2 separate regions of the Homo sapiens genome follow, and region 2 is linked to region 1. A link is a loop called in an ENCODE intact Hi-C map of the cell type or tissue named here. Cell type or tissue: dorsolateral prefrontal cortex. All regions are shown on one strand. Links, peaks and the distances in the headings refer to the core of each region. The heading gives the core; the rest is flanking DNA.

Region 1 (5,327 bases), core at 1-5,000:
ATTCAGGTGTAAGTATAAAACTGATGGCAGTTGGAGAAGGTCAGCATTACATATTCATTTTATTTTAAATAATTGATGATGTTTCCTGTCTCTGCTTACATTAATTGCTCTCAGGTGTTAGAAAATGACTCAGTGAGTTGCCTTTTAATATGCTTTTTTAGAAAGACAGTGTGTCTGCTCTTTGGAATACTAAAAGCCGCATGTACTGTGCAGGACTTTCTAACTGGAGGTTAATAAAGGGAAATTAAACATATGCATTGATGCTCTCTGCTGTGTGGAGAGGGAGAGTGTGCCCAACTATGCACCCAAGGATGTGAGCCATAATTCTATCCAATCTTAGAATAAAACTCATGTTTACCCAGATTCTCCTGGTCAGATGTAGATGGGAAAGCCAATTTGATATTTTCTAAGGTGGTGACACTAATAATGGAGTATAAAATACAAAGTCATTTTTCACAATCAGTCCATAGAAAGATATTCTTTATCAAGTACAAACCACAAGTATTTTTTCAATGAATGCAGTTATCCAAAGGAATAGGATGCCATTTTTAAAAATTGATCATACGTATACAGAAGAGCCAAGTTCTTAAAACAATGTCGATTTCACTGCTTCTCAAAATATCAACGGCCTTACTTACAGTCATTTATAAAAAGGTGTGGGATTTTTTGGTTTTAAACATTGTTTGTAAAGAGAAGTTGGGCAAACAACATGGCTGACTCTAAGTCCGGCTCCATTTGCATATCCTGCATTGGTGTTTCTGTGAAGTACATTTATGATGCCTATTAAAGAAAATCAAGAAACTTCTAAAACACTTTTCTTTGATGCATGCATCTAGAGTAGGACATGAATCAAATTCAAATGGAATCAAGTCAATCAGGATGAGTCTCAGAAGCACACCTGGCTTTTGAGAAAGAGTTAGTTGCTTTGGGGGGTATCCTAGGGGGAAGCATCTTACTTGGGGTGTCATCATCCAATCAGTAGATGTCTGATGGCTCTGTCCAGCAGTAGCAGTCTCAAACCCCACTGTGAAAAGAGGGGCTTCCTCCTATTTGTCTCTTCGATTTGAAGTTTATACAGGAAGAAGAGCAAGAGAATCATAAATAACATTTAAATTTAGGAGCTACACTTTTTAAGTTTTCAAGAAGACAGCAACTGTAACCAAAAGAGCTTTGTTCTCAGGCTAAATTTTGATTGATTAGGAAGCAGGACATTCTCTAACCATTGTAAACCATAACCTAATCATTAACTTTGTGAAGTTAATATTCAGCACTGTTTTTTTTTTTTTTTTAGATGGGGTCTCGCTCTGTCACCCAAGCTGAAATGCAGTGATACGATCATAGTTTACTGCAGCTTCAAACTCTTGGTCTCAAGGGATCCTCCCACCTCAGTCTCCTGAATAGCTACAACTACAGGCACACACCACCACACTCGGCTAATTACGTTTTTTACATTATTTTTTGTAGAGACAGGGGTCTCACTTTCTTGCCCAGACTGGTCTTGAACTGCTGGCTTCAAGCAATCCTCCCACCCCAGCCTCCCAAAGTGTTGGGCCTGCCTGGCCATATACAGTACTTTATACCGCATTGACCTATACAATCATTTACATGTGCACAAAATATGTGTGCAACATGCAGAGCTATAGCCAGGTGTGTGGTTGTGTGCAGACACATGCATATGCAGACAGAGGCGCACACACACACACACACACACACACACACACACACCAAGTCAGTACACCAGCTGTTCAGCATTATTTACAATATATTGGAATCACCGCTGACCTAAAGAGCTGAAGAAAATAACAGGCCATATTTTCAGCTTAGTAAAACCCTGCAGTAGGGAGCCCTTTATGAACAATTACAAGCATTTGCTGGAAATACATTTGCTGATTTAACAAACTGGGTAGGACAAATGTTTAACATGCTGTCGTAATGATGTTCAGATGCTTTTCTTAGTATTCGCTGATCTGAGATAATGCGTTCTTGCCCAATCATGCTACAAAGAAGCAGCGGAAATAAATAAATAAATAGATGTAATGTGATGCGCTCTCACAATAGCAGAGCTGCTGACTGCCCCTGACAGATGGGAGAAAAAAAAAGTCAATATGATGTCTGAGACAGCCCAGGCTCGGCACTGCAGAATAAATTACATGATTCGCTGAATGCCTGGGCTTCGCTCAGACATACAAAAAAATTGGAAAGATAAAAGCTTGCATTGGCTTCAGATGATATTTACTGCTTGATGGATTTACTAGCAGCCCCAGTACAGTCATACTGTATTGAATTATTGGCCTCTATTTAGCTGTGTGTCCGTCGGAGCTTGAGTGTCCATTTAAGCGTAAGTGAGCTGGAGGCCCGCCAAGTCTCTCAGAGGCTCTGGGTACAGAGGAAGACGCAAGCTAATGGCCACCAGCTTGAATAACAGGGAGCTTGAGGATACTGGGGTAGGCAACAAAGCCCAGCTACAAAGTACTTTCTTATCAATATTAATGCCAAAATAAATATTAATGGAGGCTTCCCGGCATACCATTTTTGAATGTGCCCTGTTTTCTTTGTATTTTAACACAAATAGCTGGAAATGACTGTGTGATTTTTTTCTTTCCCTCTCCTTCACACTTTTTCTCCCTTTGAATCTAAGAAGGAATTTGGAAAAGACCATTAGCTTTACTGCTGCCCGTTGTCACAGCAGCAGTGTTTCTATAAGGCAAAGGAGGCAAATGAAATGCTGGCTCTAAGAGGTATACAGCTTCCAATAAAATATATGATTAGAATTGTAATGTGCAGTACATCAGCTATTGTTACAGAGTCTTTACTGCATTGTGCTATGGCAGTTCAATTGGGAAGGAGCCTTCCATGTACAAAGCGCCCGTTAGGAAAGTTGCATTGTTATCATAGCTTCAAAAAAGAAGGTGGTGTGTGGAACAGGGGATATGTGCAACTCTCTGTACTTTCCACTCAGTTTTGCCATGAACGTAAAACAGCTCTAAAGCATAAAGTTTATTAGTTAAATAGAAACACACAAACACACATATACACACAAAGAGGGTGCAGGCAGGTTGGGTTGCGGTGGAGGAACAAAGAGGGCTAAGTGTTGAAGGCACTGGATTCAGCTACCCAGGGCCTAAAGTGTGAATGAACTGTAATTTTTCATAGTTTGTGCACTATAGGGAAGAGGGAGTAACTGGGGAGATGGGCCAGTCAAAGAGAAAGTCAGGGTCTGGCTCATCATTATTTATGGGAAAGATTAGGGGAGGGTTACTGCACAAGGATCCAGAGTGAGACCCACAGCGAGAGTTCTCAGACATCTGTGCAAGGCAACTGCTTCCATGAGCAGCACCAAGAGACCACATGCTCCAGGAAGATGCACATGGAGCATGCCAGCTGACTAAGTGTGCAAGGCCGGCTTCAGGAGGGTCTCCATGCTCTGGCAAGAGCAGGCACAGCCTCCAAGGCCAGAAACCCTCCCTGCATCGACTTGCCATGCAACCCTGAGCAAATCACTTAATTTCTTTTGTCCCTATTCTCTATCCTGTAAAATAGTTGATGATATCATAATAACAATGAACTACATTACAACATATTTAATGGATCAGGTGGAGTATGGATGACAAAAAGGTGAGCAGTGTTTCAGCAGTGTTAAACTTTTGGAGTGCATTTATGATCATTCTCACATTTATTCTCTCCACAGAACAGTGCATGGGTCTTGCTATGCCCATTTTATAGAATAGAAAAGTGAGGCACAGCTACTTAACCCAGGTCGCACAGCTAGATCACAGAAACACTAAGACTGGCCCCTAAGCCTCCCTTCTGATATACTTTCTGAACTATGAAACTTGAAAAGTCACCATCCCCTATTTGAACAGCAGGAGTAGGCACAGGTGACCCAGTGGACCCAGAAGTGCATCACTACCCTGAACTTGACTTGCTGCAGGACCTCTGATCACATCCCCTAAGTCCCTGGCCCTTCTCTCCAGCTCAGACCTGCCACTGTGAGGGGTTCCTGGGACCAGCAGTGTTCAGATAGACTAGCTGGGGGATCCCAAGGCCCCGAATGCCTAGGATAGACATCTCTCGGCTGGCTTTATGCAGAGCAAACTATTCTGAGGCTGAAGGGGCGTTGGATGCCACGGTCCGTCCCGCCTGCTTTCTGGGTGCTGCTCTCACTTTGCAGACTGCTCACAACAAACAGCAACCATCTATTTCATTCTGACCGGTTCTCACACTAGAACACTTAAATCCATTCTTTCTTTCTCTTGCTTTCTCAAAGCAAAAGAATCCATAAGGCAAAAGGAAATAATCACTGTATCTCAGACTCACAATAATGGAGCATAATTGCTATTTTCGTCTTGGTACTTGACACACATCATCTCACTTCTTCATCAGAATAGTGCCACAAAGTTGTCAGTATTGTTTGTTTTCATTTTCCACAGATGAGTGAATTGAGGTTCCAAGAGGTTAAATCTTTGCTCAGGGTCACACAACTGGTAAGTCAATAAGCTCAGCTTTAAAGCCCTGATTTGGCTGGTTCCAAAGCCCAGGTTTCTCCAGAAAATGTGATGCTCTTTCTGGGATGGCCCTGAAGAGTCTCTGTTTAACAATGCAAGAGAGTTGGCAATCTATTTTTTAAAGTCTTTTATGAAAAATGATCAAGTTTTTCTAATGATACTTTAAGAAAGGAAGAATGTAAATACTATTATGTGTTGTAATTCACCTTTTCTTACAAGGATTTTTTTCTAAAAGCCCCAAGTAGTTTGGTACAGAGTCAAATACCTGGAGCTGGAATCAAACTGGCTGGAGTTCCAGGCCCTGCCCCACCAAGGGCTAACATTCAAACTTTAACATTCTTGTGCCTCATTGCACTCAAGTTCATGTAATGGTAATAACAATACTTTGCTTGTAAGGTTGTTAGGAATATTGAAATAACGTATGGTGCCTTAGCCCATAGGCCTCAATACTTGAGGCTTCTTATTGGTAGTAATAGTAGTATCAACATAACAATGTACATGATTGACTTAAAGTAATTAAACTATGAGACACCAGCCAGCCAGTGTCATAAAATAGGCAGATCACGACAGAGAGGGTGCTTTATTACTCTTAGTAACTACCAAAATGATATTGTTAGTTGCTAGAATAACCTGCAGATTATAAATAGGGAGCTGCAAACACACATGGGACCAGGGGCTCTCTTCAAAGGGTTGCTGTTTCAGATAGAGGGCAAGAGTGACTTTGAATCTGGCAGTCTCTGTGGCATCTGCTTATGGGAGGTAGTACTGAGAGATGTCTTGTTTCTTGGCCAGGGTGACACGATTTGTGATTTATGCCCCTTA
Region 2 (5,387 bases), core at 60-5,059, 78 kb before region 1:
CAGGTATATTGTACATATATCTGATTTTTTCTGAATTAAAAACATTTACTTGGTACTATTTTTACTGACTGCTTGTTTACTTTGCAGTCACAAATTTATAAATTTTTAAATTTTCAAACATTCTAACTATTTTTAACAGGATTTGATTAGCCTCCTTTCCCTGTTTTCCTCATTTTTTTCCTACTAAAATCAATAATCTATTTAATGCTCTTATCTTCTTTTATAGTTTATGTAAAACTTTACTCCAATTTGAATAAAAATTAAGTTTTCTTTCTTTGCAATTTTTTAATTTGACTTTTTCTTATTCCTTTTAATCCCCTTTCTTGTCTTTGAAGCAGTCTGTTATTTTCTTGTCTCTTTTCTACAAGTCTTTACAAATTCTGATTAGTTGTTTTGTACCCCATCATATTTTTATTTATAGGGCAATGTTTTTTTTTTTTTTAAATCATCAACAATAAGACAAAAATGCCATGCAGATATACACATGTTCATCTTTCTTCTTAAAGGATTGTAGTGACTCCTATGAATCACACACTTTTTCAATAAATATTTTGTACTTCGCTTCCACTGGAACTTCACTAACCTTGTCAGAGAGGTGGGTTCTACTTACTAGCAGCGGTGGTGACATTTGACCTGTATCCTAATGGAAAGCAAGAGTTTGAATAGACAGACCATAGAGGAAAACACATCCATGGCCCCTAGTGAAACAAGGCAGTTTAAAACAGTGGATTTGATTAGTGGAAGATCATATTTAGAAAGTATGGTCTTCCCTGGAAGTCTCACAAACTTCAAGGTAAGTAGTTTTAGGTTGACAATATAGAAAATCTAATGAGGAAGCCATTGAGAGTGTAGGCCTGTAGTCTTTGGCGTGTTTTCTTGGGCCATAGTAACTTAAGTTGGAGTTGAGCATAATGAAAAACAAGAACCAGCTATAGGTGCACATTTAATCGCGCCTAAAGTATCTATTTGTATATCCTCTGAAAAATAATGCTAGTGAATAGGGCTAAAGTCCATTTGATTTAAAGACATGCTTTAAGGCCTTCATGAATAAAGAAGAATAACATAAAGGAATATTTCCCTTCCACCTTTCCATTTAGTGTCACTCTTATTAGATTGTTGATTATTTTAAAATAAACTAAAACACAGTAAATCGAGCCTTGTGCCTCATCTACCTTCCTAAAGTCATTTTTCAAAGAGTGAACAGGCCCCTAAAGTATGTATCTTATTAGGCAAATATCTAGTAGGTATGTCCTGACTGACGTGACCAGGCCTAGAGAACAATTCCTTGGGAAATCCTCTAAACCCTCAAGTACTGAAGTACAAAATGAAACCTGTATATACATGTTACAAGATGGCAAATTGGATTTTTCTGCATCATTTAATTGGCCCAAAGTTGAGGGCCAGGTTGCTAGTGATACTACAATCTAAGTTGGCGAGATACCAGTGAGCCAATTCAAGCCACTAAAATGAAACCAAGGCTGGTTCTGGTGGAGTAGGGGGGTGAGCATAAATGAGGCAAGTGGGGAAAGGTTAGGAAAAGAAGATTAGCTCAGAATTGAGATTGAGACTGATTTTATAAAATGAACAAAATCAAGTTTTACAAAAACACCTGAGAATGTCTTGAACCAAAATTGGCTGGAAAGTTAAGAAATCTGACCAAGATTCCATTCTAGAAATGGGAAATTGTCAATAAAGCATAAATGGGGGGAGCTGCAATGAAAACATTCAGTAAGTAGGCTAACAATGCATTCAGGTCAATTGGAAAAGGCACTTCTATTCCTCACTCCACAGCTTAAGAAGAGTGTGATGACTTTAAAGTGACTACCGACATGTCTCATCTCCAAAACAGGGCATAAGAATGTCAATTTGTTTAAAAATCCAGTATTAACCAAGGTTCACCCCTGATTATAGCACGAGTCGTTAAAAATATGGCTTTGGAGCCAGAAGTCTTGGGATGAAATTCTGTTAGTAGCCAGGTTACTTTCATCTCTTGGAGGCTCAGGTTCCTCACCTGAAAAACTGGGGGTAATTACACTTACTTGAGAGGGTTGATATATACATATTGATTGGAATAATCTCTGGAAAACAGCCTTTAGCAAGCACTCCATAAATATTATTGTTGATATTAAATATCATTTTCTGTCTTTCTGTCTAGATGGCAGTGCTGTTCATGGGTAAAATTCAATTATTGTCAGTATATTAACCTCTCTGCTTAGCTCCAATTAAAGGGGCTGAAGCCAAGTTGGCTTATGCTCATAATGATGATCTGTAACAGTACTGATGGACAAAAATCTTGCTGTGATGTTTAGAAAAATATAAAGAATTGGGAGTGCTTGCTAGAAGACTAACATTTTAAGGAGTGATCATCATTTGAATGAATCATTGTTTATGATTCGAGATGTAGATGAGAAAGTAAATACCACTCTTATAATACCTACATAGTCTTTGGCTTGAATAGTTTTTCTTCTTTTCTCCCTCATTTGATTTGTATTCCGTTTTCATTTAGTTCCATGTATATGGAACTCTGCCAGAGTTGAGAGGGCTGAAATGTGACTTACCACTAAATATTTGTTCAAAAATTTCTAGTGTTTTTCCAAGTCAGTATTTCAGTACATTTGCCTCCCCTCCCCACTGAAGGCTAATGCCAGCAGCCAAAGAACGAGAAGTAATCCTCAACTGTCTAACCAGGCAGTTGGCATAGCAGAGAAAAACATTTGACTATGCAAATATCCTCAACTTTCAAAAAAATTGGGATTAAAAACATAAAATAGAATGACTTGAAAAACTATTCAGAAATACTTGGGCATAAATTTTATGTGGCTATCATAAATCCCTTCTTAGGAGTTAACTGTCTTTTGCTACCTCATCTTCTTTCCTCTCTCCTGATAGTGATTTTCTCATTCTTTCCTTTAAGATGCAGTTGCAAGAATTGAACACTCTGTTTTACATTAATAATAACAATGTTCTCAGTCTCCATCAAAGCTAGGATCCAAGATTTTGTTTGGTACTTGGATTGCCACAGTGGATTTTTAGGGATATTCTTTCCCAACAATCTCTTACAATTCCAATGTGCTTAAAATGATTTTGCCAATAGAATAACTTCTATTTTCAGAATCTCTAATTCCAACATCTCCGATATCACCTCACCACTATCACCACTGTGTGTGTATGCACGCACACGCTCATGACTTTGTTTTCTCCCTAGGCAGACTGAATTAAGTTACAAGCACAGATGTCATAGACAAGCCCAAAAGTTTCATTGAAAATAGAGTATAAAAATGATGAAAAAGAAGTTAGAAAGAAGAAGAAAGAAGAAAGTTTGGGCATAGAACTAAAACAATGCAATAAGCAGCTTAGAGTAGTGGGTGTTGTGTTTACCTTTACCCCAGATGCCAATCTGTTTCATTAATTGCTTTTAATTCTGTCATGCAAGATAAGCTGATTATAGAATCTTTCAGAATTTCCATTATGGTTGTTTTTTTTTTTTCCCTTCTTGTAACTCCCATCATTTCAATTTTAATTAAAATTTATCCTACTATCATTTCAATTTGCCAAAATTTCACTTTGAATCACTTCTATTCATTTTCTTTAGGACAGCTTGATTACACAAAAATGATATATCAAGATGATGTTGGCCATCTTTGGATAAAACTATCTAAGATAAATCTTCTAATAGCTCATCATTTTTAAAAATTCACCTGAAATTTTTTTTCTAAAATATATATTTGTATTCCTGATCTGACACAGTGTCCTCCAATGCCTGAGACTATTTAGCCAGGTACTTAGCTACATAAATCAGAGCACATTTGACTGGCAAGAGACCGAACTTCAGTGAACTATTCTAAGGCCAGTTCTTTCAGAAAAACATACAGTGAGTAAGAAAGGGAAAGACCTGGGAGAGTTAAAGCTAAGACGGAAGCAGTGTTTTTACATGCTACAAAGTCTGTACAGTTTAGAGTTCTCCCAGGTTTGTACCAATAGAAACATATCAAATACAATACCCACCATTCATAGAATTCTGCAATTCTCTATGGGCTTTACAAACACACATTAGGTCCTGATAACCACTCTGTGAGTTGAGTACTAGCATTATCATGCAGTGGACATTTGTCTTTGCCTCCCTAGTATCTGTTTCCTTTTCTTGGATAAGCAGGCTCCGCTCTCTGTCCATCTGTTTGAATGGGGCTTGCTGTGGTTTGAATGTGTGCCCTCTACAAAATTCAGGTGTTGCTAATGTGATAGTATTAAGAAGTGGGGCATTTAAGAGGTGATCAGGCCATGAGAGTTCCTCCTCTGTGAATGGGATTAAGTCCCTTACAAAAGCAGCTTCACACAGCATTTGGCTAGCATGCCCTTCTGCCTTCTGCCACGTGAGGACACAGCATTCCTCCCCTCTGGAGGAAATAGTAGTAAGGCACCATCTTGGGAGCAGGCAGCAGTCCTCATCAGACAATTGAATCTGCCAGCAGCTTGATCTCAGACTTCCCAGCCTCCAGAACTGTGAGAAATAAATTTCTGTTTCTTATAAATTATCCAATCTCCATATTTTGTTATAGCAACACAAAACAGACTATGACAGGCTCTATCTTCAGCTCCAGGAAATAGTTTGTGTCAACCTCAGCTATGCTGTAACACTTTATGCCCTGGGACACAGAAAGTGGTTAGTAATGGCCTGTCTTTGGAAAGCTGAAAAGTGGTCTTTAACCTCAAAGGTCATAGACTGAAGCTGCTAGAAGTGACTTGCCACCACAGAGAGAGAGCCTGTATGAGAATGGAACCAACATAGAGCAAGGGGAGCTGATATATGGGAAAGATAAATGAGACCGTAACTGAATATTCATGACGTCTTTTGGATTCTGAATCAAACTGAACCCTGAATTCAGTCCAACACTGATTTTAGGCACTTGAGCCAATATATCCCCTTTTTGTTTTCTTGAGCTTGACTGGATTGAGTTTTCTGTGTCTGGTAATAGAAAGAATATTAATTGATTACATAATGTTATAAATAAGAAAACTGAGGCTCAAAAAGTTTTACACTTGTCCAAAGGTATCCAGCAGGCTGCAGACCTGGACTTTGAATCCAAGTTTTTCTCATTCAAAATATGTTTTTTCTAATGCAATATGAGGCATGAAGGCAATGGTATCCTTTTGAGAGGTGTGATGGTAAGTTTTATGTCAGCTTGGCTAGGCTGTGATGTCTAATTGCTTAACCAAACACTGGTCTAAATGTTTCTATGAAAGTATCTGTGGATATGATTAACACTCACAATCAGCTGAGCACAGTGGGCTCATACCTGTAATCCCAGCATTTTGAGAGGCCGAGGCAGGAAGGTCACTTGAACCAAAGAGTTCAAGGCCAGCCCAGGGAACATGGTGAACCACTGTCT

Evidence for each region. Peaks named below come from ENCODE experiments on the same cell type or tissue, not always from the same donor. Only the 100,000 strongest peaks of a DNase experiment are listed, where the experiment ranks them.
Region 2: it touches region 1 in a loop (2.1-fold over the local background); 1 of 110 quality-filtered maps calls a loop at or near these places.

The regions. Positions count from the first base shown.
Region 1 is chr5:124,125,716-124,131,042 of GRCh38, forward strand. All of the region lies in intron 4 of LINC01170 (long intergenic non-protein coding RNA 1170), which reads right to left. Among named protein-coding and RNA genes, the nearest start is that of LINC01170, 310 kb to the right of the region's middle. In dorsolateral prefrontal cortex, for the core only: no CTCF peak of the experiment used is centred there; a DNase peak (open chromatin) is centred at 2,356; H3K4me3 peaks cover 1,172 bases; H3K27ac peaks cover 2,559 bases.
Region 2 is chr5:124,048,045-124,053,431 of GRCh38, forward strand. No RefSeq gene overlaps it. Among named protein-coding and RNA genes, the nearest start is that of LINC01170, 390 kb to the right of the region's middle. In dorsolateral prefrontal cortex, for the core only: a CTCF peak has its summit at 2,167; no DNase peak of the experiment used is centred there.